Regions from separate parts of the Mus musculus genome. Here region 1 is linked to region 2. A link is a contact called in ENCODE Hi-C or POLR2A ChIA-PET data. All regions are on one chromosome and are shown on one strand. Each heading gives the region's core, a stretch centred on a gene start or an enhancer-like site at or near the end of the contact. The rest is flanking DNA. Distances are from core to core; before and after follow the strand shown. Region 1 overlaps Vxn (vexin). Region 2 holds the start of Adhfe1 (alcohol dehydrogenase, iron containing, 1).

Evidence for each region. Hi-C counts contacts between places; a loop is a spot of excess contacts on that map. ChIA-PET counts read pairs that join two places held with the same protein, here RNA polymerase II (POLR2A).
Region 1: a loop to region 2 is called in a map of adrenal gland, with 2.6 times the contacts of the local background. The contact joins the enhancer-like site here to the promoter of Adhfe1 in region 2. A Hi-C loop is called at or near these places in 2 of 37 maps with a recorded cell type or tissue (adrenal gland and heart). POLR2A ChIA-PET finds 5 or more read pairs at or near these places in 1 of 5 experiments (embryonic stem cell).

What each region holds. Positions count from the first base shown.
Region 1 is chr1:9,617,272-9,621,207 of GRCm38, reverse strand. It overlaps Vxn (vexin), which reads right to left. Exons shown (of 6, transcript NM_178399.4): 4 at 1,311-1,372. 2610203C22Rik (RIKEN cDNA 2610203C22 gene) reads left to right here. Exons shown (of 5, transcript NR_015470.1): 2 at 126-253; 3 at 1,569-1,658. Among named protein-coding and RNA genes, the nearest start is that of 2610203C22Rik, 12 kb to the left of the region's middle. Within about 2 kb of position 1,429, at least 1 of the 3 ENCODE cell types and tissues checked has a DNase peak (open chromatin) inside an H3K27ac peak, as active enhancers do.
Region 2 is chr1:9,545,938-9,549,387 of GRCm38, reverse strand. It overlaps Adhfe1 (alcohol dehydrogenase, iron containing, 1), which reads right to left and starts at 1,440. Exons shown (of 14, transcript NM_175236.5): 1 at 1,237-1,440. The coding sequence starts at 1,295. It overlaps Rrs1 (ribosome biogenesis regulator 1), which reads right to left. Exons shown (of 1, transcript NM_021511.2): 1 at 1,933-3,450. The coding sequence ends at 2,767.

The DNA of each region.
Region 1 (3,936 bases), core at 180-2,679, 72 kb before region 2:
AATATAATGACTTTACTGCAGTCCTTGGATTAGGTCTCCTGTCCAGAGCATGAATACCCATATCTGTCTAATTTGTTCCACAAGGATGAGGGGCTGGCCCTGAATGCTTCTGTCATCTCTTCTAGTTTTCATGTTGAGCAGCAGCTGCTGCTAGAGCCTGGTATGTCTGAGATGATTCCCACTCATCACTGACTCTCTTGGGTGAGAGGAAGCGCCACACTCATCCCTAGAAGAGTATGAAGAAAAAGTGGAGGTAAATATGGGGACATGCCCCCTAATCCCTCTTTAAGACAGGACAAACTGTTCAACTTCAGGATGGGCAGAGAGTAGGAAAGTGTCTTTCTGCCGCAGGCCACCTTGCCCAGAGTCACATGCTTTCTGGGATAGTTCACACACCCTAATGGAGTGAGGAAGGAAGACAAAAGTTGAGCCATTTGCACCCCGTTGAGACTCATCTGTGTGGGCAACTTAAACCCTAGAGCCTACACATGAAAGAGTTAAGCCTGGATCTTAGTTCAGTTACTCCCTCCACCTAAGCTACCTCTCTTCCCTCAAGACTGGTATTGATCTCTAATATACATCTTACCCTTCAGTCCTCGAGTCTCAGTGAACCTGACCCATAAAGGGTGCTCCCAGAAGTACCCTGTCCTGAAATGACTGGTTGTTATGGAGTGAATGTTTGTGCCTGACTTAAACTTATTTGTTAAGGCCCTACCTATCCTGTAGTGTGATGGTATTTAGAAGTGGAGCCTCTGGGCAGTAACTAGGTTTAGGTGGAGCATCTATGATGATATTAGTGTCCCACAAGAAGAAAGAGATTTCTGCAATGCTTCTGTTTGTTAAACAGAAAACACTTAGCAGAATGAATCCAAATGCAAGGCAAGGGGAGACCCCTCTCCAGACGCCGAGTCTGCCATAAGCAAATGTTGCGGTGCCATGTGTTTTGGGCTTGCAATACAGCCTCTCTTAGTGCTAGAGAACGTTACATCCTTTTACCCCAGAGCTGCACCTGGGAATTAATTGGGCATTGCTATCTGGCCAGATCCTTTGTGTCTTCCCCCATGCATGAGATGCTAGCAAGTCACAGCTTCTGTTTGCATGTAAACTGAATTCTGGTTCTGAAAGAGGAGCAGAGAGTAATGTATCCTGAGTATACAGAGTGGCTATTTCCAAGAGCGAAGAACAACAGTGTTGCTTTTTTAACAATCCTCAGCTCAGGGCAAAGGACACTATCTCTTTCTGGCACCAGAAAGACATATCAAGAAGTTTTGAGCACAGTGCATACAATTAATCTGGCTTATTTTACTTACCAACGACTTCCCATATGCTCGATTCCCACACAGATTTGATGTTTTGGGTTCAGAAATCCCCACTGTGAGATTGAACAGAAAAGACATTACTCAGTTGTACTCAGAGTTCTGCCTCTCTCTGCTCCTGAATCAATTATCTTGCTAGCTATCCAGCCGAGAAAGGAATTTCTCTGGGCTTTTGTACCAAGCAGTGAAGGACTATGATGCTTGGCAGGCAATGCTAACTGCCAAGTGGGGTCACCCCTTACTCTCTTCCAGGAAGCTGGAACTAAGTTCAATGCAGCTCAACAGCTATGAGAAGTATGCCGCTGTGGGATGTTCAGAGTGGAGGAGGCCACACATGTGCAGGTAGGAGGCAGATATAGAAAGTATGTGTGCTTTCAGCTCAGTTTTGCTGGGAGCCTCAAACTGCCGGAAAAAATTAAGTCAACTAAAACACAGCATTTAACACTGTGTCTGCTCACAGTAGGTGCTCATGGAATGTGGCCTCAGCACTTCCTACTTTCCTTAGACCTCAATTCACAAGAAATTCGTTAAAAGAATGGGTCTCACTATGATGGCATTTCCTTGTGTACTTTGCTCAAACCCACCCTACCCCTCCACTTCCAACCCTAGTCCTCGCTCTTCCTGCTGGTCTCCCCCTTCTCCCTCATTCCAGTCCTGTCTGCTTTGTCTCATATTTGCTTGCCTTCCTTTCCTGCTCCCTCCCTCACTTAGATCTCATCCCTGTCTCATATTCTCTCTTCCAACTTCATCATATACATGCCAATATAAGAAATTGTAGGAGCTGGAAGATGACTTGGTTGCTAAAAGCACCTGCAATGCAAATCTGATGACTGAGTTTGGATGCCAGGAACCCATGCAGATCTGTATATTTTGTAGGCAACTTTAGAGTGGACTGGGTATGCCCAAACCCAACCCAACAGCATTTCATCGTAGTAGCTGAGCTTAAATGGTTACACATATCCAGTGGCTTGCCGGCTGGCTGGGTTGAAAGCAACTTACTAGTTAAGTGAGAACCAGTTGATTCATTGGTTGCTTGGTTGTTTTCTGTGCCTTTCTGTAGATTCTGCCTGCCAGTGGTGTTGGTTAAGTGAAGAACCTGCTCCAGGAGTTGCCTAATTCATGAATCATTTTTTTCCCCTTATGGTTTTACCCAAAGACAGATGCTACTAAATTCAGTTGGTCTAGAAAATTCCCCTTTAACCTTGCCAAGATCAAACCACAATAAATGGTACACTTGGATAATTAGTATCAGCAGCTTATCTTCAAAGTGTGCCAGGCGTTGAGCTGGGCATAAACTGCACAATGATGGTTGGCCTCATTACCTGTAGGCCCCACATTCATAGTTAAAAAGTACTTAAAAATATTGCATTTGTGCGGCTGGGTGTTTGGTCCAGTAGTAGGCAACTTGCTCAGGACAGGAAAGAGCCTGGGTTCAATACCCAGTACTGCAACAATAACAATAATAATGATTAAGTTGTATATATATATATGTATATATATATATATATATACACACATATATATATATATACATATATATATATATTGAGAGAGAGAGAGAGAGAGAGAGAGAGAGAGGCATGGTAATACTTGCATGAAGCAAGGTAGCACACATCCATGCATGTAATCCCAACAAGGAAAGTGAAGGTGGGAGGAGGAAGAGTTCAAAGCAAGTGAGTCCAAGGCATACCACAGATCATGAGACTCTCTTTCAAAACAAAAAACAAAACACAAAACACAAAACCCTGTATTGAACAAGTTCATATTTAATTTCCTTGTTGCCCTAGCTTAAACAATGCAGTATAACCACGACTTTCATAATGTTTATATCACATAAGGTATTTAAGAAATCATCTACAGAAGATTTAAAGTAGACAAAGACAAATGTGTATAGATTATATGCAATTACTATGCCATTTCCCATAAAGGGGTTGAGCATTGTAGAGTCTAACATCTTAAATGGGTCTTGAAATCAATTGTGCCTGATCTAGAGACAGTTACACCCTCATTTAGTCCCTACTGTCACCATAAAGGGAGAGGAGGTACCATGATAATTTACATGCTCTAGTTGGGGAACCCAAGGCATTGGTGATACATAGCCATTAATCTGAAGGCAGATGTGGTGGTTTGGATGAGATGTTTCCTATATCTTCAGGCAGTTGAATATTTGGTTCCCAGTTGGTACATCTGTTTGGGTAGGCTGAGGAGGCGTAGCCTTGCTGGGGATGGGCTTTAGAAGTTTAAAGACTTGTGTTACTTCAAGTTTGCTCTCTCTGTTTTCTGTTTTTCGTTTGATATATGAGTTCTCAGCCACATCTGATGTTCTAGCCACCATGTTTGCTCTCTGCCACACTATCCTTGTTTATGGTTACTAGCCCTAGAAACCTTTACTAGCTAGTAACCTTTATGGTTACTAGCCCCCTGGAACTGTAAACCCAAATAAACCCTTCCTTGTGTAAGTTGCCTTGATTGCAGTGTTTTATCACAGCAACAGAAAAGCAACTAAAATGACAGATAGAGATGATTTCAGGGAGTATTAGACCTTTCAAAGACCCGAGGACACTTGATTAAGGGACAGCATATTCCAATTCAGGAAGGGATGGAGTTTGTATACAGAGAA
Region 2 (3,450 bases), core at 191-2,690:
TTTCTCCTTTTCATTTGTTTCTCTTTATGGCTCAGAGGACCTTGCCATAGCTATTACTTGACTGCAAAGCCTCCTCCAGACCGCGCCAAAATTCAAATCTGGAATTAAAACAACCAGGGAGGGAAAAGGTAAAGGGAGGAAAAGGTTACTCGGTGGCTCTCAGGATCTTAGAATTTGAGATTAAGAAAAAAACATAAAGCAAGGCTGGCACCTAGTGGCCACCTACTTCCACCAGGAAAGCAGACAAGGCCCAGGCCCAGCTTACAACTAGATTTTTCTGCTCTGCATTAAACTTCTAAGGACAAGAGAAGCAAAGGGAAGAAAGACATCTAAAATCAGTGCTGGGAATACGGCTGCCTCTTCCCACCCATTCATTCATGTTACTGTAAATTCTAAGGCGAACTAACTCATTTCTAGCCCTTATTTGAGGTTCCTGCCTGGGCCACCCTTGCCTTCTGAGGATGTCCACCTGGGTTGATTTCCTCACTATCCTTCCTGTCCTATAAGTGACTCATGTCTGAATCACTTTGCTCACTCTGGTCCTCCCCTTGGTCTACACTTACTGCTACCAACAGTTCACGTGCAGTGTATACTACCTGATATGTGTCAACTGTGTTCCACTCACTTCTCAGTCTTTACTGCCTCCTGGAAGGCAGCCCCAGACCCTGTGCTGGGCCCTGGAACGACAACTTTCTCTCCAGTCCCTCGCCTCCCCCTAGCTCCCGGCAGCTTTCATCTCCCTGCTGACTCTGACCCTTCACACACACTTACTCATGTGCTGGGCCTTTCTGGAAGGAACCGGGTCAGGGAGGGTAACTCCTTGTGGTCTTTTCCCGTTTACAACCCATCTGCTGAGACTTGAGACAGGTGCAATATCCCCTCATTGGATACTTGAGCAGCCCTTGCTCTTCAGCCGTTCCCTGTTGTAGTCTCAGAAAAGAGCTGTTTCTGCACATAGACCCATACACGTGTTACTTCGATATGTTGTCGTCGCAGGGACACCAAAGTCTACACTACTTGTCTCACTGTGAGAGCAGGCTAGCTTCTCTGGAAGATCTCCTTAGTGGTAGCTGGGCCACATTGCACCATCCCATTCTATCATTGTTTAAGGGACAGCCCAGGGAATACTGTGGTTTTTCTGAATTCTGTAAAGTATCCCGATGATGACTGCCTGCCCAGCTGGGTGCACGCGGGGTTGCCGAGCACTGAGGCACCCTCAGTGCAGCCTGTACTCACGCTGTGCTTTGTAGGTGCCTCAGCAAGTGTGTGACTCGAGCGCGTGCAGCTGCAGCCATGGCAGTTCTCCTTGTTCGCCGCCTACTCCACCCCCACTAACAGCCAATCCGGTCGCTGCTGGACTCCAGGAGGAAAACTTCTGCCTCCAATGCAAGGTCACCTGACCCAGTCTTAGCTCATTTCTCAGGAAACTCTGAAATGTCTCAATGGCAAGAACCCCACTGGGTTTTTCGTAAACTTAAAAAAAAAAAAAAAAAAAAAAAAAGGCCCCAAACTGACCAACCAAAACCCCAAATTAATCTCTGAAAGTTAAGTCCTGTTGTTAGCAGTTGGGAATTGGGCTAGAGGTTACTTTTAGCTGTCAACAGCTTGGCTTTGATAAAGTTCTCATGGATACTTAGAACTATAAACTGGAAGAGTTTATAGTTCTTCTCCAGTGGAAGAGTTCAGTAAAGATGAGCCTAGTTAGAGCTTTACCCAAAGTCACTAACAATCCAGTGTTTCCATGAGTTAAGAGACAAGTTGAGCTTTCCTTGCATTTCTACAAGTAACCTTATAAAACTGAAACCACACTAAGAGTAACCTCCAACCCAATTCCCAACTGCTAGCAACTGACAGACCAACTTGCTTTAAAGAAAACACCCCTTCCTCAATTCTAGAATTGCTATTAATAACTTACAAAAATAATGCAAATACTAATTATGCAAAGATAAGTTTATTAAGAACAAAATAAGACAATGAAACAGGGAAAAACATCTAGGACAGAAATAAACATGAAATCTGCTGCTCGATTATAATCTCAGCACTTGGCCCTGAGTTCCAGGGCAGCCTTGGTTCCATAGTGAATGCCAGATATTTTGACAATATCTAAAACCCAAGCCAATTAAACAAAAGCCACCGGTTACAAACAAAATGACAACTATTTCTGGACTTAAAGCAATCCATTGGCCAAATGCACCACCTGAACCAACACCAAAAAGCACTATACTTTTAATATTATAGTTAGGGCCAAAGTTTTCCTAAAACAAGGGGTCTTTTTTAGAACCACTGTAACTACTTTGTTTTTCTCAAGCACACTCCATATTGGTGCCCAGGTTACTGGCTTCACATGCAACCTCTACCGACAGTAAAAGTTAAAAGCAACACCAGGTACCTGCATCCATTTACAATACTTGCAAATCACAGGTAGATATAATTTTCCCCCGCCCTCCCCGCTTTGATAAATACACAAGCTTTGTTATAAAAATAATGCAAAAATGTTGAAACCAATCTACTGTAACGCAGTATCCAAAGTCAAGATAAAAAGGCAGGCCTTAACTTATTCCTGGTTCTGGCTATATCATTTCTATAATTCTCAAAATACACCAATTTCCAGTCAGTGTCTCTATTAACTCGTCCAGCACTGACTCGAGGGAAGGCAAACCCGTCCTTTTAATGTCAAATGTCACTGAGGGCAGCGGCCACCTATACCGCCCAAGTTAACTTTTAGTACAGTCCCAGCTTTTCAGAACTGGTCCCGAGGGGAGAACGCTACTTCCTCCTCTTCCCACCTTGGGGCGGCACTCCTTTCTTCTTGCCAGCTAAAGCAGAAGGCCAGGAATGCTTTTTGCTTCCCAAGCCTCCTTTCCTCTTTTCTCCCTGACCCGGCGGGCCGCCCTTTCTCTTGCCCGAAGGTCCTTGCCGGCCCCCTTTCCTCTTGCCTTTCTGGCTCATTTTCCTCCTCTTGGCAGCCTCCTCCTGGTCCTCTTCCCTCATCTGCTTGTTGGTGGCCCTCGTCACGTCCAGCCGAGGTTTCTTGCTGTTCATGACTCGAAGTAGCTCCAACTGGTTCTTTTTCTCGGCTGCGAAGTCCCCAAAGAGGGGCTGAAACTTCCTCTTCTTGCCGGAGCCCCGGGGAGCTTTCTCCTTGGGAAGGCGCTCCTGGAAGCGTCCCACCGAAGCGGTGGAAACCTTGGCCACTTGCATGGCGCGGCCCAGCTCTTCCTTACTCTGGTGTCCAGTAGGGTGCAGGCCGGCTGAGCTGGGCATCTGCATCTTGTGCGCGCGAGCCAGGTTCCGCAGACGGTTCAGCTCATTCTTGGCCACGCGTTCTTTCTTGGCCTGAGTCCTCTTGGCGAACTGGTCTTCCATGGGGTCGGCGCTCCCAGGCACCTCGATCAGCCATTCTTTAGTGTCATCCCGGGCGCGCTTGTAGCCCCAACGGCGCCGCCACTG